Regions from separate parts of the Homo sapiens genome. Here regions 1 and 3 are each linked to region 2. A link is a loop called in an ENCODE intact Hi-C map of the cell type or tissue named here. Cell type or tissue: Caco-2. All regions are shown on one strand. Links, peaks and the distances in the headings refer to the core of each region. The heading gives the core; the rest is flanking DNA.

What was found. Peaks named below come from ENCODE experiments on the same cell type or tissue, not always from the same donor. Only the 100,000 strongest peaks of a DNase experiment are listed, where the experiment ranks them.
Region 1: a loop joins it to region 2, with 5 times the contacts of the local background. A loop is called at or near these places in 9 of 110 quality-filtered maps.
Region 3: a loop joins it to region 2, with 7 times the contacts of the local background. A loop is called at or near these places in 5 of 110 quality-filtered maps.

The regions. Positions count from the first base shown.
Region 1 is chr2:227,868,525-227,875,286 of GRCh38, reverse strand. DAW1 (dynein assembly factor with WD repeats 1) reads right to left here and starts at 3,656. Exons shown (of 13, transcript NM_178821.3): 1 at 3,558-3,656. The coding sequence starts at 3,597. It also overlaps the pseudogene CRIPTOP2. In Caco-2, for the core only: no CTCF peak of the experiment used is centred there; DNase peaks (open chromatin) are centred at 3,646 and 4,336; H3K4me3 peaks cover 1,085 bases.
Region 2 is chr2:227,463,061-227,469,822 of GRCh38, reverse strand. No RefSeq gene overlaps it. Among named protein-coding and RNA genes, the nearest start is that of MIR5703, 5.7 kb to the left of the region's middle. RefSeq lists an enhancer at 6,133-6,192. In Caco-2, for the core only: no CTCF peak of the experiment used is centred there; a DNase peak (open chromatin) is centred at 3,412.
Region 3 is chr2:227,127,286-227,134,047 of GRCh38, reverse strand. The region is part of intron 4 of COL4A4 (collagen type IV alpha 4 chain); the gene reads left to right. Among named protein-coding and RNA genes, the nearest start is that of COL4A4, 34 kb to the left of the region's middle. In Caco-2, for the core only: a CTCF peak has its summit at 4,062 (motif pointing left); a DNase peak (open chromatin) is centred at 4,027.

The DNA of each region.
Region 1 (6,762 bases), core at 544-5,543, 410 kb before region 2:
AGGAAGCTTTCAAGCTAAAAAGAATGGTAGTGGTCAGGTAGTAGAAATTGTTGGATTCTGCATATATTTTGGAGGCAGGACTAGCAGGATTTGTTAGTGGATGTGGAGATGAGAGAGAGACAAGGAAGAGTCCAAAATGTTTGGCATGAGTAAGTGGAGAAATGGAGCTGCAATTTGCTGAGATGGGGAAGACCATGGGAGACCCCCACATGAGATGTACGGTGGACATTCAAATGAATGTGTCGGGTGGGCACTCAGGTACTCAGGACTATGCGGGATGGTTTGTTTTTTGTTTTTCTGTTTGTTTGTTTGTTTGTTTGTTTTGAGACAGAGTCTTGCTCTGGCACCCAGGCTGGAGTGCATTGGTGTGATCTTGGCTCACTGCAACCTCCACCTCCCAGATTCAAGCGATTCTCCTGCCTCAGCCTCCTGAGTAGCTGGGATTACAGACCCGCACCACCACACCTGGCTAATTGTTTTGTATTTTTAGTAGAGACGGGGTTTCACCATGTTGGGCAGGCTGGTCTCGAACTCCTGACCTCAGTTCAGGATAGTTTTTAAGCCTTGAGAATGGATGAGATTGCATAGTGTATGAGTGTAGATAGAAAGGAGAAATCCAAGGTTGGGGCTCTGGGGCACTCCAACATTAAATAATCAAAAAGAAGAAGAGGAACCAACAAGATAGACACAGAAGAAGTGACGTGAGACAGGAAGGAAAATAGAATATGTGTCCTGGAAGCCAAAGAAAAGCAGAGTGGTTGAATGCTGCTGTCAGGTCAAGGCAGGCAAGGACTGTGGCTTGGCCAGTAGATTAGCAATGTGAATGTCATTGGAGATCTTAAAGTGGGCAGTTTCAGTGGGGCAATCCGCGTGAAAACATGATAGGAAGGGAGGACAGCACTTGGGGAGAGTATTCTTCCAAAAATTTTCTCTACTCTGAAGAGAAAGAATCAAATAAGATAAGAAGCTGGAAGGGTCTAGTAGACCTGTGAAGTGGTGCTGTTGTCACCATGTACCCATGCTTTGATAGAATAAAACAAATTGCCCAAGTTTTTTTATTATTGTATATGGTGAGAAGCCGTTATTCTGAACCCAGAGCTCATATTCTTAACCTACACTCCACAACAAAGAGATGAAAGCAAGAGCTTCATTTATTGGTACATCTATGGGAACCAGCACAGGCCTATGGGCAAAAAGAGCCAAAAGAAAATTATGGAATACTTAAAGGAAACAGACTATTAGTCTTAATTTTAAATTTTCTATATACTATCTACCTATGCCTAATTTAAATTTCGTAGATACTCTCAGCCTGATGCAGTGGCTCACATCTGTAATCCCAGCACTTTGGGAGTCCAAGACAGGTGGATCACTTGAGGTGAGGAATTCAAGACCAGCCTGGCCAACATGGTGAAACCCCGTCTCTGCTAAAAATACAAAAATTAGCTGGGCTTGGTAGTGCACACCTGTGATTCCAGCTACCTGGGAGGCTAAGGGATGAGAATCATTTGAATCCAAGAGGTGGAGTTGGATTGCACCACTGCACTCCAACCTGGGTGACAGAGCAAGACTCTGTCTCAAAAATTAAATTAATTAATTAATTACATAAAATAAATTTATCTAGATACTGTCATATATATAGCTTTCTCATATTATTTTAACTGGAATTCTATGAAGGAGAAAATGCATGTCTTTTCTACAAATGTCAACTTCCCATTGGAGAAAGTAGCTGTCCAGGATCGGTCTTCCAGGGAGGCAGAAGCAGCATCCCTTAAGATTTTCAGTGTTTATTTTCAGTAATTTCCATACCTGACCTCTCATCAAACACATCCATTTATCCATACATTCATTCAACAAACATTCCTGATCTTCTGTGTCACCAAATCTCTTCTAGAAGCTGAGGGTGCTACAATGATCAAACCACACTAAGATCTTAGTTCTCACGAAGTTTACATTAAATGGGAAAGGGGCAGACATTTGAAACAAAACAAGTAGAGTTTTGGATGATGACAAATATAATTTTTAAGCACTTTATGGCATAGAGTAAAATCAGTGCAGGCTACTTTGAATAGGTAGGAAAGTCTCTTCAGGTGGTTGACATTGATTGAAACTGAATGAAGAAAAGGAAGCAGCTTTTCCTAGCTCTAGGGAAAGCTGGGTCCAAAAAACGAATGAGTGAAAGGCCCTCTCTTAAGTCTTAGAAGAACAAGCTAAAGAAGTCAGAAGTATAGTGAGGGTAGACAAGTGAAGTTTTAGAAGTCAGCAGCACAGAATGAGCCAAATCCCACAGGTTGCGGATCGTATTCTAAGCATGATAGGAAGCTATTGGAGATCTTGAATTCAGATCCCACTGGCTCCTAGTGGCAGATGGATTGTAGGAGATGAGGGTGAAAACCAGGAATCCAGTTGAAAAGCCACTGGAGTGGCTCAGCCAAAGGGAATGGTGGCTGGAATGGAGGGTTGGACTAGGTTGGCAGCTGGAAGGGATGTTAGACCAAGAAATCTGTGCTATGGAAAGAGGGATAATCTGATGGATTCACAGAATATTTTGGACTTAGAGCTGGCAGAATGATAACGGAATGCCGGGGGTTGGGGGGGTGGGGGAGGCAGTGAATGATCACAGGAGAGAAACAAAAAGTGACCACCTAGGTTTCTGGCAAAAAACAGGCTGGGTGATGATGCCTTCTACTGGCAGGGCACAGTTTGAGGAAGCAGCAGGATTGGGATGGGACTGGAAAAAAGAAATCATGAGATCTCTATGCGATACCTCATCGGCGATGTTGACCAAGCAGTTGGATGTGTTGCAGGGAAAAGTGAGATATTCAACCTGAAATTCAAGTCCCACCCCTCATAAAGCTATTCTTAACAAAACCGGTCCAAAGTATCTTACCCTCCTTTGAAATCTTTATGACACTTCCTATCCAAACTTCATTGGGCAAGTGTATTTGGTTATCTTCTGCCTTGTGGTATGTTTTGCAGATTTTTTTCTTTTTTTTCTTTTTTTTTTTTTTTTTGCAGATGTTTCTAATTCAGAAGACGAGTTCTGAATTAGAACCCAAGAATTGCACTCCTATTTCTGTCCCTAAGAAGCTGGGTGATCAATGGGTGTCACTTATTCTTTAAAGGTGACCATGTCCTCACCTAAAATTAGAGTTAGGCAAGGATTAGGTAATTAATGTATTGCTTATGTTACTAAGTAATAGTTAAGTAATTTATTTCATAATTACTTCACTCATTGAAATCAAGCACTATGAACTTCTTTAAAGGTCCATAGCAGAGAGCACAAAGCGTGTACGCAGTAGGCACTCAATAAATGCAGACAGACTGACATGCACAGTCAAGCTAAACTCTTTAAATTCCTAAAAGAGTAATTGTTAATGTTTTGAGGAAGAGTCCAGCATCTGAAGGAATGAGGGGCACAGGTTGGGAAGTGCCCGACTTCCTGCCCCACCTGGGGACCCCGCCGCCTTTCAGTGGCTGCGCCCTCCTCCGCCCCAAACCCTCCCAGTCTGGGAGCCCAGGGTCCCACGTGGGGATGACGGGGCCGGGCTGGTGCGTACCTGGCGGGTAATACCGGAGCAGGAGGCTCTTGAGCTTCATTTTCTTGCTCTCTTATCCCCGGCCGATGGGCTTCGTAGCCTTGGAAACGGCTAAACAGCAGCGGGACGCGGGTGCGCATGCGCAGGTTGCACCGCGCGGTCCTGGGGCGCAGAGCTGGGAGGTCTGGCTCCGCGGGCGGTTGGTGGCGACCCGGGGCTCCGGCGCGCGGGGGGCGAGTGTTCTGGAGGTGTCTAGAGTGAAAGAGGTGAGGGCACCTCGTGTCCTCACTAAGGGCGACCTCAGAGGAGCTAGGCATGGCCGGGAACCGACGGCCTAGGCCACAGCCTGGGCTGCATGCACTTTTTTAGCACACTGCGTTTCCCAAAAGGAAGGCTGGGAGGAAAAGCCCATCGCTAATTACTACTCTAGGGCCCCAGCCCGTGCCCTGTCCTTGTCCTCCCAAAAGAAAAATGACCTCAACTTAATATTTTGCATTTCCTGACTCTGTGCCCTACATTGCTTTAAACGGTGTATGCACACATACTCATACAATCCTAACAAGGTGTGAGTTATGCACCACTTCTTAAGGATGAAGTAACTCAGAATTAGAGAAAGTGGAGAACTACCAGAGGTCGCAGCCTAAATGGATAGGCGGGAATGGAAGGCAGGTGCGTCGGAACCTACACCAGAAAGCCTACACCTGTGCTCTCAACCTGGGCTTAAAACTCTCCAGGCCTTCATGCGGCTTGTCCAATTTCTTGCCAGCATCGTTGTTTGCCTGCCACGTTTCCATGAGAAAGCCTGCGGAGAGACAGAGTCAGCCAACCAGCTTGTCAATTTCCTTTAAGGAATTTGGCCTCAACTGGAATTTCTCAAACTTGAGTCATTCCTGTGTTATCTGCGCAACTATGAGCCATATCTCTCCTTACCTCTTCCAGAGATCCATACCTAAGTTTTAAGTTCTTAAAATGTCTCTAGATTGACTCACTTATTTTACTTCACTTAGTAAAATGTAATCTTAAAAATTACCTTTACTTTTACAGTTACTGGCTGTTTACTGAAAATTATATGAAATTTAATTCCATCTGTGAAGTTTTTATTTCTAAATTTAAAATTATATGAAATTTTCAGTAAACAGCCAGTAACTGTAAAAGTAAAGGCAATTTTTTAAAGGCGTTGAATTGCTTGTTAAAGGCTGAGCCATCGGGAACTTGTGCGTCCATCTCAGGGAGACCTGGCCTTCAGAGATGACAGCATTCAGCCCCAGGAGGAGCCTGCAATTCGTCCTCGGTCTTCCCAGCTTGTGCCCCCCATGGGGATACAGGACAGTAAGGAGCCAAACAGAACCTGCTGCCTGAATGGGGGAACCTGCATGCTGGGGTCCTTTTGTGCCTGCCTCCCCTCCTTCTATGGATGGAACTGTGAGCACGGTGTACGCAAAGAGAATTGTGGGTCTGTGCCCCATGACACCCGGCTGCCCAAGAAGTGTTCCATGTGTAAATGCTGGCACGGGCAGCTCCGCTGCTTTCCTCAGGCATTTCTACCTGGCTGTGATGGCCTTGTGATGGATGAGCACCTCATGGCTCCCAGGACTCCAGAACTACCACCGTCTGCATGCACCACTTTTATATGCTAGCTGGCATCTGCCTTTCTATACAAAGTTACTATTAATTGACATTGACCTATTTCCAGAAATATGATTTTAGATATCATTCAAATTTCATGACCAGTAAAGGCTGCTGCTATAATGTCCTAACTGAAAGATGATCATTTGTTAGTTGCCTTAAAATAATGAATACATTTCCAAAATGGTCTCTAACATTTCCTTGTAGTACCAAATACTTCTTACCTCTTTGCCCTGCCCTCCCCACAAAAACTACTTCTTTTTTCAAAAGAAAGTCAGCCATATCTCCATTGTGCCTAAGTCATGTTTCTTGATACATGTAATTCTACCAAGGTCTTCTTAAAAGTTCTTTTAAACAATTGAATATTATCTTCAGATTATTAAAGACCAATCCTAATGTGGACCTTAGGATACAGTTTTGAGTAGAGTTGATAAAAATCAATTAAAATAGTCTCTTTAAATGGAAAGAAAGCCTCTTTAAGGGGAGGAAACAGAGGGCTGAAGGAATGGAAGTTCATCTGCATGTATGCAGGGAGACTGGGTAGGAAAGAGGAAGCAAATGGGAGAGAGAGGTTGGAAAACATAAAATGGGTTACTTGATGGTGATTAGGTGGGTGTAGAGAAGAAAGTTAAAAGGCTAAATGGAAGGGTAAGTTTCCGTCATCTATAGAAAGCTATATGAGACAAGGACTCCAATTTTTTTCCCAAAGGTGTTGTAAAAAGAATGAAGTCTCCTTATAAAAAAAAAATTATACCTCAATGTCCCCAACAAGACTGCTTAATAAATTATGTTTCCTCCAAGCTATGCAATTCTTTTAACTGTTGTAGAAGAGAAAATGTTCACAATATATTTAGTTGTAAACCAAATGATAAAACTACATATTGTAAAGCCAACTTTTAAAATACATTGTATATATGCGTATGCACAGTAAAAATGGAAAATATATTGACCTAAAGGCATTGAATTACTATATACTACTATATATTACTATATTACTATATACTAATTACTATATACTGCCAAAGACTCTGAACCCAAAACCATCCCTTTCTTTGTAAACAAAGGAAGGAAGAAAGGAAAGAAAGAGGGAGGGAGGGAGGGAGGAAGGGAAGGAAGGAAATTAGCAACTGTTTGAGATTGTTAAGACAGGCTACAAGACGGAATAGCACTCAACTGAGCCTTCCTACTTGATGTGTTCAGAAGATTGAAAAGATTGTTGAGATGGCAAAGCCTTTGCTACTAAGTGACACAATTTAACCCAATATAAATGTGCAAAAAAAAAATCATCTTTTTCTCACCAGTAGTAAGCATCCCATACTTGGAAAACAGGGAACCGTATGAAATCCAAGCTCTCTCCCAGCTCAAACTTTCTCCTAGCCACTAAGACACTCTGGAAGGACTTATGGAGGGAGGGGCAAAGAGTTTGCTCTATAGAAATGAGAAAGTCTTTGGTAGATTTTGGTCACCTATGTTATTGCTTGTGCTCATGCCATTTAAAATGTGATCTTTGGGTGGGGCACCCATTTAAAACGTGATCTTTGGGTGGGGCACGGTGGCTCTTACCTATAATCCCAACACTTTGGGAGGCCAAGTTAGGAGG
Region 2 (6,762 bases), core at 1,050-6,049:
GATGATTAATGTCTAGATTCATTAATTCATTAATGATTAGAAAATACTGATATTCTAATTCTGCCATTCTGGCTGGGTGCGGTGACTCACGCCTGTAATCCCAGCAACTTTGGGAGGCTGGGGCAGGAGGATCATCTAAGGTCAGGAGTTCGAGACCAGCCTGGCCAACATGGCGAAACCCCGTCTCTACTAAAAATACAAAAATTAGCTGAGCATGGTGGCAGGCACCTGTAATCCCAGCTACTCGGGAGGCTGGGGCAGGAGAATTGCTTGAACCCAGGAGGTGGAGGTTGCAGTGAGCTGAGATCCCACCACTGCACTCCAGCCTGGGTGACAGAATGAGACTCTGTCTCAAAAAAATAAAAAATAAAAATAAATAAATAAATAAAACTAATTCTACCATTCCTTCATTTATCAGCTCAAATTTTCTATAAAGAAAAAATTTCCCCTCATCTACCATTTTATTTGGTATAGTACATGTCAGAAAGGCAGGATAAATATTTGATTCCTTTCCTTTATTCACAAATTTTCAAAATAATGTATTGGCTTCATTTCACCTTCCAGTGGTGATCAATATATATAGACAGAGATATATAGATATATCTATATTTATATTTTGGAGACAGGGTCTCACTCAGTCACCCAGGCTGGAGTACAATGGTACAATCATAGCTCACTACAGCCTCGAACTCCTGGGCTCAAGTGTTCCTCCTGCCTCGGCACACCCCCTCAAGAAGCTAGGACCACCACTCCCGGCTAACTTTTGTATTTGTTGTAGAGACAAGCTGTCGCTATGTTGCCCAGGCTAGGCGATCAATATTTTTAAAGTGCTATTACAAACTCAAGGATTTAAATGTATTTAATATATTTTACATCCCCAGTGCTCACATTGTCTCATCATTGGCCAGTGGGAACCACTGAAAGCTGGCTTTTGAGTATTTTGACAAGACCCTTGACTTAATCCTGAAGTCAACTGAAGTTTTTGTTGTTGTTGTTGAGATGGAGTCTCACTCTGTTGCCCAAGCTGGAGTGCAGTGGTGCAATCTCAGCCCTGTCTCCTGTATTCAAGTGATTCTCCTGCCTTGGCCTCCCAAGTAACGGGGATTACAGATGCCCCCGACACCACACCCGACTAATTTTTGTATTTTTAGGAGAGATGAGGTTTCAGCATGTTGGCCAGGCTGGTCTCCAACTTTTGACCTCAAGTGATCCACCAGCCTCAGCCTCCCAAAGTGCTGGGATTATAGGCATGAGCCATTGAGACTGGCCCTGGAGTTATATTCTGACAGGGCCCCGGGCCATTCAAGAGATGAAAGCAATGTTGAATTCTTGACTGATCCAAACAGAAGGCTTACTGACCAGCCCCATGCTGGCTAAATATGACACCCAGCAGTCTCTTATTCATAACCAACAAATGCCCTCACGCCACAGCCAGTGGCTTATTTGTTTCTATATTTGCAGTGCTCCTTTGTCATTTGTTTGTTCTCTGGTTGCTCATCTCTCCATGGTCTATCATCTGATAAATTCCAAAATCAGAAGGCATGGCTGTAGCACCTTATGTATGCAAACAGTGGAATGAGTGGTTGGTTGATTATTGTGTTTTAGTTGTTTTAAAGAGACAGGAGTAAGGCTGGGCACAGTGGCTCATGCCTGTAATCCCAGCACTTTGGGAGGCCAAGGCAGGAGGATTGCTTAAGCCCAGGAGTTTAAGACCAGCCTGGGCAACATAGTAAGACCTTGTCTCTACAAAAAGAAAAAAAAAATTGATTAGCTGAGTGTGGTGGCATGTGCCTATAGTTCCAGCTACTCAGGTGGCTAAAGCCAGAGGATTGCCTGAGCCCAGCAGGTTGAGGCTGCTGTGAGCCATGGTCGTGCTACCGCACTGCAGGCTGAGTGACAGAGCGAGTGCTACCGCACTGCAGGCTGAGTGACAGAGCGAGACCCTGTCTCAAAAAAAAAAAAGAGAGAGAGAGAGACAAATGTAGGTGCAGTATTTCCAAACTATAGACCTGTAGGAAGGCGAATGTTTTCCTCAAGCTGAAAGTTTATACAACCCTTTTGGATGTTAGCTGTTTCATGCCATACATAGTATCAAAGTTGGTTTCTACTTTAAAATATCCCAAGGAGAGTTTGCTGTGTATCAAGCAAGACTACTTATTTACTTTAATTTCCGTAACTTTCATAACAACGCAGAAAGAGGTATTATTACCGCTGTTTTATATATGAGGAAACTAAGGCTCTGAAAGGCTGGCCTGCCCAAGGCCATGCCAGAAGTGAGGCATGAAGCCAGGATTCAAACCCAGATCTGGCTGCCAAGGCACCAGCTTCTGCTTCCAGTGACTGAAGACTGATCCTGCTTATTGGACTTGCAAAGCAGAAATTACCTTTAGAGATGTTAACACTGCAGCCAGAGTAATCTCTTCAAAATCCAAATGTGATTCAGATGTCCCCAGTTCCCTCCCCCTACTTAAGCTTTTGCATTGCTCTTAGGATGAAAGAAAACCTCAGAGGCTCAGACGCCCTGCACAGGCAGCCTCCTTCCTGCTCACCCTAGGTCTCTCCCAGCCTAGCCCAGCATCCCCCAGCAGCGCCCACCTGCCCTCCGCCGCCCCCTGGCCTCTGCCCCGTGCCCCAGTGCCTTGGGCACCATTCTAAGTCCCCACCACTCTGCTCCAGCCCTACTTCCTCTCAGTTCTTTACATTCTCCTGGCTCCCACCACAGGGCCTTTGCACACACTATTTTTGTTGGTAAAAATGGTCTTCCATCTCCACTTTCCCTTCTCAACCATAACAGATCCAGCTTAATATCTGTTTTTCAGAGATCCTTTCCTGACATGCCTAAACATGTCAGACCTCATTATATGTACTCATAGCCCCATGGGCCTCTCCTTTATAGCATTTGCTGCTGTGGCTACTTACATTGCTTTGTGATTTTCAGTTAGGGCCCCTCTTCCTTCCCCCCAGCCCCATACACTGCAGGCCTCCTCCGGGAAGGGACCAAGTCTGTGTTTGTCCACTACTCTTTCTCCAGCACTCACTGTGAGACTTGGCACTTAGAAAGGGCTCAGTAAATATTGGTTGGATGAATAAATAGATGCAGCAATGAGGAGGCAGAGATAAAGCTTTCCTCACTTTGATGCAGCAGGTTCAGCATTCTGTGTATTGTTGTCTCTGCTGTTTTGGCTCCCAGAATGACTACAGTTCTGTCAAAGCTACAACGGTTTTGTTAAGGAACTTGCAAATTCTGAAATCAGACTTCCAGTGGTAAGAATCTAAAACCTCCCTGAATGCTGTCTGACTTGCTTAAAGGTTCTTGGCCTGTCTTATCACTAGTGGTGAGTCAGAGACTATATCCCCGACAAACCCTGGTGTTTGGAGAGGCCCCAGGGAGCCAGGGAGCCAGCAGCAAGCTGCCAGGTCATCTTAGACTGCTCCACCCTCCATGCCTGCAGGCAAGGCCCCAAGAGGAGGCCTCCTGTTTGCTTGAGAGCAAAGCAGGACTAGCAATAACCAACATCATGGAATGGCCAGTGGTGGCTTTGTCCCTGGAGGGCTTTCCATTCATAAAGGACCTCAATTAAGACTTTTCTTTTTTTTTTTTTTTTTTGTGACAGAGTCTTGCTCTATTGCCCAGGCTGGAGTGCAGTGGCACCATCTTGGCTTGCTGCAACCTCCACCTCTTGGGTTCAAGCGATTCTCCTGCCTCAGCCTCCCAAGTAGCTGGGATTACAGGTATGAGCCACCATGCCTGGCTAATTTGTGTGTGTGTGCATGTTTTTTTGTTTTCTTTTTTTTAGTAGAGACAGGTTTTTGCCATGTTGGCCAGGCTGGTCTCAAACTCCTGACCTCCAGTGATCCTGTCACCTCAGCCTCCCAAAGTGCTGGGATTACAGGCATGAGCTGCCGCGCCTGACTTAGGTTTAGACTTTTGACAATATCTCTGAGTTACTGCAGTGTCAGAAAGATCCATTGACAGAATAGAAAAAAGATGTTGCCAGTCATGTCCCATGCCATTCTTGCCACCTGCATTGCACTCATATTTTTAGTAAGTCTTGGACCTACATTGTGAATAGTGCAATTACCGTGTTTTCTTTGTTTACTTGTATATTGTTTAATATTAGTTTAATATTAAACAATATATTGGTTAAGTTTAATTATTTTAGAATATGCCACAGTTTGGGGAGGCCCTGTTTTGACATCTCTTCATGTTTTAATATTCTGGGACCCTCAAAAAAATTGAACTGGTCACAAAGCAAGCTACCTTCTTCCCCAAGCCCCCACGTTGCTGATCGGCTTTCCCTAGCCCCAAGTCTTAGAGCACAGAGCCTCTCTCAGAAGCCCCTAAATCCTCTCTTAAACACTCAGTTTCAGTCAGGTAGCTCTGGGTGGCTGGGGACCCTCAATATTGTTCATTCTTTTTTTTTTTTTTTTTTTTTGAGACAAGATCTTGCTGTGTCACCCAGGAATACAGTGCAGCAGCCTAATCATGGCTCACTGCAGCCTTCGACTTCTGAGCTCAAGTGATCCTCCAGAGTAGCTAGGACTACAGGCATGCACCAACATGCCCTTCTAATTATTGTTTTTAATATTTTTTGTAGAGACCAGGGTCTTGCTGTGTTGCCCAGGCTGATCTCGAACTCCTGGCCTCAAGCGATCTTGTTGCCTTGGCTTCCCAAAGTGCTGCTATTACAGGTGTGAGCAACTGTGTCTGGCCTCAATACTGTCCATACTTAGAGTCTTCAGATCTTCCCTTCCCCTGCCCCTGCGGTGCCCGGAGCTGCTTTGGATTACGGAGAGGAGTTACCTGATAGCAATAAGCATTTACAATGTAGGAAAACTGGAGCTGTAGGTTTTGCATTTTGATTCACATTCTTCGCTCCCCATGGTGTGACATTTTCCGCTTTTGGCCATGGAGCCAAAGCTCATTTTTACAGCCCACATAAGTAATGCAAAAGAAAAGTAACATTGGCCCCATTAACTCCCCCAGGTTCCACTGGGTTTCACAGAGTGAATAATCACAGGGCCTCAAGTATAAAGCACTGTGGAATAATAGTCGACTCAATTTTTTTCCCCCGTTTCTTCTTTTGAAGGTACCTTCCTTTAGCTGTGGTTTGATTATTTTTAACATTGCTTCCTGACTTGCTTTTTAATTTGTAAGAAGTAGCATGATAGAAAAGAAAGAAGGGGCAAAACCTACAGAGAACAGCACTTGGTGTATACTTCCTGGAAATACCAGTGTGGTTTCTGGGCATACTCTACAGAGAGCACCAGGGATGTAGAAGCTAGACACCTGAATGGCACACATCCCTTACCACCAGTGGCTGTGGCACTGACAGGTGGATACCTGGCTTCTCTTTCCTTAGAGATGCCAGGAAAAACAGAGAAACTGCAGACCTGCCCTCCAGCTGTCCGTGTTGTTGGAGACTTTTTCTTTTACCTCGGTTCATTTTCCACTGTCATTTGTGAGCTGAATTTTGTGCACTCAGAGAGCAGGGACCAGGTCATATCCTTCTGTGTCTCTACTTTGCTGGGCTATAAAAGATCGCTCATAAATTGCATCAGTTGATTGACTGATCCAAACTCAGGCCATTCTAAAAGCCCAAAACCATTGCAACCTGACTTTAGTTATCCATTTATCAGAAAGACATTTTTTTTTTATTTTAGAGGGAAACCAGAAGTAGCTTTCAGCCTGCCTTTCTTCATTCATTCAGTGAATATTTACTGAGTATCTACTCTTTACCAGGCACTGTGCCAGACACTGGGGATTCAGCAATGAACAAGACAACATCTACTTTCCTGGGGTTTATGTTCCGTTGGGAGGGAGAACAGACAAACAAATTAATATAATGGACCAGGTGATGCTAAGTGCTCTAAAGGAAAATGAAGCAGGGTAAGGTAATAGCATGTGAAAGGAGAGGATGCTACTGGGTGGTTAGGGGAGGCCCAGAGTAGGCGAAGCAGGGGAAATTCTCGGGGTTGCACATATCAGAAGTCACAGGTAAGTGGACTTCTGTGCATGGAGGCTCTGCAACCAAGCAGCCTCCCTCCCTTGGTCAGTTCGTGCCAGAATCAGGATTCCTGGGCTGCCCTAGTCGCCTGTAGAGGACTTGAATCATAATCTTCAGAAGCCAAGCGGGAGAGAAAAGGTCCCTGCCTCTGCAGTGCGAAGAGAGTCCAGGGTAAGAAATGCTCCATTCACGTTGTCAATGGAACTTTGTTCTTGCCCATTACTGAAAAGAGAAAGGGGATCTTCCCTTCTGGTTCAGGGGAAAGAAAGAGGCCCCTGTGGGGAGAGAAACCTGCTTTAGTTATCAGAAAAGAAACATTAGTGGGGCTTGCTGGGCCTACAGAAAAGGAAAATGGACGCTACCCATCAGCCCTCCATTTTGAAGGGGTCAGATGGGGGTATTTTAAAAGTGGGTCTCTAAAAAAACCTCCTCTCTTTCTTTTTGTATTTCTCAACAAATGCTGGCAGATAGGCAATGGCTCATTAGACAGCATGTGCTGAACTGAGTGCAAAGTAATTCCCTTGAGCCCAGTTGACTGATGTTGCCATCATACCCCATCCCCTGAGAAGAGAATCGATTGCATAGAGCTCCACCGTTGATCCCCCAATACCAGTGACTAATGTTTCCCGGTTGACTAAGCACCCAGTTAATACTCACAGCAGCCTTTGGACATAGATTTTATTGTTATATCCATTTTACAGATGAAGAAACTAAGGCTCCCGAGTTGAGGGCTTGCCAAGGTCACATAGCTGGG
Region 3 (6,762 bases), core at 1,090-6,089, 340 kb after region 2:
TAAAGTGTCCCCCCTGTGTCAAGAACAGGAACCTTGATTTCTGAAGAATAAAAAACTTGCAAAAGTTAAAGCCTGAATCTTCAGCTATAGGATGATCTGTGTAGGCTTGAGTAAGGATTTCTTTCTTTTTTAAATTCTTTTTCTTTTTTTTTTTCTTTTTTGAGATGGAGTCTCTCTCATTCAGGCTGGAGTGTCGTGGCGCTATCTTGGCTCACTGCAACCTCTGCCTCCTGGGTTCAAGCAATTCTTCTGCCTCAGCCTCCCGAGTAGCTGGGACTACAGGCACCCCCACCGCACTTGGCTAATGTTTGTATTTTTAGTAGAGATGGGATTTTGCCATGTTGGCCAGGCTGGTCTCAAACTCCTGACCTCAGGTGATCTGCCAACCTCAGCGTCCCAAACTGCTGGGATTACAGGCGTGAGCCACCACGCCTGGCCTTGAGTAAGGATTTCTGGACAGGGTTTGGGAGGCCTAGAGAGTAAAGGAAGGATCCCTGCCTATCATTTAATGCTTTTTGGCGTATTAATAAATTATAGTGGTAGAAGTAGCAGCAGCAGCTGATGTCTACATGGGAAAATAACTCCAACTAACTAACATCATTTCAGTAGACTGAGAAATATCTCTTTAAATCCAGCATCCGTGCATGAGAAAAGAGAGAAAAGAAGCTTTTATCTGCCTACTACACTGTAGAATGTATTACCTATTTTCCAAACAGACCGAGTCTACGTATAGAGCTAACATAACAAGACTCTCCCCTGGGAATCCTAGTTGTGGTTTGGGTCTGAAGGCAGTTTTGGGCACATCTGCCCTGGTCAGTCACCTCATTAACTTGTCAGTGATTTGCAACAGGGCCTTTGGTCTCCTCATGTGGAGTTCAATTCCACAGCAACAACTGCCAAACTGTGTGACCCAGCATGACCCAGGCCAGGCTGGGTGCGGAGCTCAGCAAATGCAGGGCCACACTGAACTTGTTATTGGCAAGAAATAAGGGCTAGCGATACAGGTGCACTCAAAAGCAGGGCACAGTTTGGGGGAAATAATCTACTATATAGGAAAATAGAAAGCACTTAGTATAAGAATACCTCTTTAGTACAAATGTAACGTCTGACTAATTAGCTAAGATGAGGAATTATAATGGTTTTAGGAAATAAAAGCAAATTTCTCCTTTCAAACAACCATATTCAATAATTTGCCAAGAAATCCACAAACAGCTGTCTCCAAGGTGCTTATTTCTCTATAACACAATCTTTTTTTTGTTTATTTTTTATTTTTTAGACAGAGTCTTGCTCTGTTGCCAGGCTGGAGTGCAGTGGTGCAATCTTGGCTCACTGCAACTTCCACCTCCTGTGTTCAAGCGATTCTCCTGCCTCAGCCTCCCAAGTAGCTGGGATTACAGGCACACACCACCATGCCCGGCTAATTTTTGTATTTTTAGTAGAGCCGGGATTTCACCATGTTGACTAGGCTGGTCTTGAATTCCTGGCCTCAAGAGATCTGCCCATCTCGGCCTCCCAAAGTGCTGGGATTACAGGCAAGAGCCACTGCACTCGTCCTCTATCATACAATCTTAATGGCAACGAATAATAATACCAATAATAATAGCTTTCCATTCATTCGGCAAGTAACCATTGAGCACTTGCCACATGCCAGGCATCCAACCAGGCCATGGAGGCCTCAGTCGTAAAGAAGAAAGTCCCTGCAGCCTGGAGCTCAGAGCCAAACCGAGAGACAGACAAGACTCCCCTCCGGCCACTATTTCTGGCTGCCTGAGGAGCGCCAGGCACTGTTTGAGGTGCTCAAGTCACATCAGGGAAAAGATGAGACAAAAATCCTTGCTCCCTCCCCAGGTGGACAATTTGGTGCCCTGGCTTGCTTTGCATGGGAGCATATCGGGGTCAGGGCACAGGGAGCTGTGGGTTAGCACTTGAGCTTGAACCGGGTGGAATTAGAACTCTCCTAGCCACAGTCTGAAGGAGAAGCCTTCTGTCAGTTTCTATGGCTGTGTAACAAATGACCATATACATGGTGGCTTAATACAACAGAAATGTATTCTCTAGAGGCCAGAAGTCCAAAAGCAAGCTGCTGGCACTGCCAGGCTCCCTCCACGGCTCTGGGGGAGAACCTGCTCCTTGCCTCCTTCCACTCCTTCTGGTGTCAGCAGTCCTTGGCATTCCTTGGTTCCTAGCGGCCTCACTTCAGTCTGTGCCTCTGTCTTCACATCGCCTGCTCCTCTATGTGTCCACATCAATCTCCCTCTGCGTCCTCCTTATAAAGGTGCATGTAGTAGCATTTAGGGCCCACCTAAATCACCCAGGAGAAACTCTTCAGCTCAAGAACCTTCACTTTATCAGGTCTTTTGCCGTCTAAGGCAATAGTCACAGGCTCTGGGCTTAAGACATGTCGTATCTTTTTTTGTGGCGCCATTCAGCTCCCTACAAGTGTTCAGACAAGGGGAACAGCCTCCGCTTGAGCCCTGAAGTGGGAAGGAGACAGGCTAGCATGTTTGAGGGACTGAAACGTGACTAGAGAGAAATTTGACCACAGTGGGTAAGGAACCCGGCAGCATGCAATGCAGCTTAAAAAGCAGACAGGGGCAGGGTAGGTTGGCTCATGCCTGTAATCCCAGCACTTTGGGAGGCCAAGGTGGGTGGATCATGAGGTCAGGAGTTCAACATCAGCCTGGCTAACATGGCGAAAACCTGTCTCTACTAAAAAAATACAAAAATTAGCTGGGCATGGTGGTGGGTGCCTGTAATACCAGCTACTGGGGAGGCTGAGGCAGAGAATTGCTTGAACCTGGGAGGCAGAGGCTGCAGTGGGCCGAGATCGTGCCACTGCACTCCAGCCTGGGCGACAGAGTGAGACTCCATCTTAAAAAAAAAAGAAAGAAAGAAAAAAAAAAAAAAGCAGACAGATTTTCCTGCATAATAAGAAATTTTTGAAAGATTTTAAGAAGGGAAGAAGCAGATTGGATTTATGTTATAAGATGATCTGGTGCTGTTTGGAAAATGTGGCTGGTGGCAGGTAGGTAATGTTAGGGAAAACCTGTTATGAGGCTGCTGCAGTCATGCAGGTGGGAAGTCTTGGTGGCTTAGCGAGGGGGTGAGTGTGGAGGGTAGGGAAGTGGATGGGAGGTGGACATATTTGGGAGGCAGACTTGATAGGAATGAGGAGACTCACCTGGCGCAGTTGGGGCAGGCAGTTAGAGGCATGCGGGCCTCCCAGGAGAGGTGTAAGCTGCTGTGCAGACAGTGGTGCCCGCTCAGGAAGCACGTTTCAGGGGCGATCATGAGTCCAGGTTTGGACTTGCAGCGCTTGTGGTCAGTTGGATATGTGACTGGCACTCAGAAAGAAAGGTCTGGGTTAGGGAGGGACACGGAGGGATTGTCTGTGGGTGAAATTGACCACTTGGAAATGGATGCTTTGGCTGGAGAGAAAGTGACAAGAAGCCAGGGCAGCCCTGAAGAGCTCTGGGGGAGACTCCAAACAGGAGGAAGAGGGGGCCACAAGACACAGGTGGGAGCAAATCAAGGCAAGGCCAAGGGGCAGGGATGCTGGAGAACAGGGCAGGCAAGAAGGAGGGAGAGTTGAGTGGGTTAGAGCTAGTCAGGGAGCTTACCAGGAGCCCTTAGCCTTGTTTAGGCCCCGCAGAAGACGCAGATGCCATGTTTTAAAATGGGAAAACCCTTCTCCAATGGCCTGGAGTAAGGGGTGACCTTGTTGTTCAGTGGCAAAGCCATGTCTCCTGGTTCTCAGTGCAGGGTTCTTCCCACTGCACCATGCTGCCTCTTAAGAACACAGTGAAAATCTCGAATGAGTGTTACTCCAGGCTAAATCCCTCAGTTGCCCCTATTTCATTGTGAACAAGTGCGGTTACTTTAAGGTACAAGAAAACACTCTGCCACTGAAGTCCAGTCTCTGGATTGTCTACTGTTGATAACACCTTTTGTTATTTATTTTGATAACTCTTCCTGGCACCTAACGGGCCTTTTTCCTGCAATAGGGGAGGCTCCTGGAGGCACTGCCAAAGGATTCGTGAGTGATGTTGTAGTGTCACCCAGTGGCTGACTGGTTGAATTACAATCAAGCCTTAAAAAGGAGGGAAGCATTAGAAAAGAAAGGAATGATAATAATAATGGATTAAGAATAATGAGACTCATAAAAAGGATGAATATATTTAAAAGAATATTTATTTGTTCATTTTAATTGTGGAAGTTTTAATTGATCATGTAATCCATGAGTATATGTTTAGAATTTATACTGTGCAAGACAGTGGTCAAGATGCTGAGGTGGAAATAAAAACGTTCATGAATCCCTGGCTGCAAAAAGTGTACCAGAGGCCAGGCGCAGTGGCTCATGCCTGTAATCCTGGCACTTTGGGAGGCCGAGGGGGGCGGATCACTTGAGGTCGGGAGTTCGAGACCAGCCTGGCCAACATGGCAAAACGCCATCTCTGCTAAAAATACAAAAATTAGCCAGGCGTGGTGGTGGCCGCCTGTAATCCCAGCTACTTGGGAGGCTGAGGCAGGAGAATTGCTTGAACTGGGAGGCAGAGGTTGCAGTGAGCTGAGATTGCACCACTGTACTCCAGCCTGGGTGACAGAGTGAGACTCTGTCTCAAAAAAAAAAAAAAAAGTATACTAGAAGACATCACCCCAAGCAGATATTAAGCAAAGTAGCATGCACAAGGCAATAATGAAAAATAGGTGATGACGTTATTTAGTCATTAATTATTTTAGGGTAGATGTGGTAGTTTGGAGGGGAGTGAAATTGATGAGGACTGCAGTTAAATGGAAGCAGAAACCTTGAAGTCAGAACTGAACAGCCTCAGGTCCTTTGTCTCATGTCTTTGAGTCTCAGCTTCCTCCTTTGGGAATGAGGTCGTAGATACAGGGATGACTTTCTGCTTTACAGGGTGGTAAGGATTCCATGAGAAGAATGTATTAACACACTGTTGTGTTGTGTCTAGATTTGTACATGGTGGCAGTTATTACTGCTACTGTTATGATTATAATATTTTTGGAGGGATGGCAGAATTTGAGCTACAGGTAAAGAAAGGCTACTCTGACCTCATGGAAACAAGTGTGATTGGGGCAGAGGGTGGGGGTGTGGAAACTGCAGGGAATAAGGTTGGCGGGTGTGCGGAAAGGAGATTGTCCCCATTGCAGGTGTTGGTGAAAGCAATGACACCAGGAAAGGGGTGACTGAAGAAGATTCATTGACGGTTGCATGGGGCAGTGGGGAGAAGATCAGGGTTAAGGAGACGCGAGAGATTGGTGCTTGTGGAACCCGTGCGAGAGTTGACAAGACCATGGGCCAGGTGCTTGGCAGTGGGAGGAAGGTAAGATGGGAGCATGAGATTTGGGTTTTGGTTCAAATCGAGATGTGATTGACTTGGTCATGAGAAGGACATGGAGAATGAGGGAAAGAGGGTGACAAGGCTGGCAGCTGGATGGCGAGCTTAGATGATGCCAGGAACAGAGTTACTCTCTTCAGTGACAGGGAAGGAGGAGGCAGAGGGCTGAGCTCAGCTTTGACCCAATGTGTGAGATGAATTAACAGGGGAAGAGGATGCAAGAAAGTTTCTAGAAAACAGTTGGGGATATAGGATAGGACCAGAAAGTTAAATTTGAGAACCACAAAAAATAGAGGTATTCAATTAATTCAATTAATAACATTGTGTCCTAAAGAAACTTTATAAAAGAACATTGAGTGTATCTGGATAGACTGTTTTTAAGTGTAAAAATAAGAAGAGGCTTGAAGGGATTGAAACGTCACTCCGGGCATGGCATGAGCGTGATTTAGTGGATGAACCCTCCATTGTGCTAGGCTCAGGCTCAGGTAGGGGGAAGAGGAGAGGTTTAGGTGAGAGACTGACTGGTCCAGGTGTGAATCTGAGCTTGCTAGGTGTGAGAGCCTGAATAAGTTACACCTTCCTTCATCTATATGGGGATCATAGCCTACACTATTCAGTGTTGCTGGTTGCATTAAATAAGGTAAGGTATGGAGCATGGCAGCCACATAATCCATAACCAAGCCTAATAAATACATTCCTTCCCCTTCCTGTGACATTTTTTATGATAAATGTCATGGTCTTAAGAGTTCAAGGGTGATTTGGAAAATCTGTATAATTAGTATAACAAAAGCATCTTTCCTGTTTGTTCAGTTTTTCATTTATTTATACCTTGCACTGATTTATACCTTGCATTTATTTATACCTTCTGGCTAAGAAAGAGCAGGAAGTCATGGCAGAAAAAGTGTGGCTGTACCTGTATTTGTAGTTGTTTATTTGTAGTGTTTCTCCTAGTGCTCCTACTGACAAAATGACAAACGATTTCTTAGATTTTTGTCATTCCCCATATGTTTTGGTCCCTGGGGCAACCAGATCATTGCCAGCCAAAAAGGCTGACTTGAAGATTTTGGTTTTTAAAAAGTACAGTACATACCCTCTTATCTTTTGGTCTCTTTTACTAAGTTGTTATGAAATAAAAGTAATTTTATCTTAGCCCTGTTCAAGAGACATTCTAGACTTAGGCAACCGACAAGGGACAAAATCCTAAAGGAATGCCCTGGCTTCAGAAGACAGGGAGGCCGGCGGTTCTGTGTCTGCTCTCATCTCCTTCATCCTTTATTTGTACAGCTGGCCCGAGAGCCTACTGCTGCTCTAGGGAGGCGCAAATAACAGGTTTGATGATACGGTGTCAATTTGGCCTTTGAACCAAAAGAAAGAAAGAAAGAGATGATCTAGTGGCTTCACATGG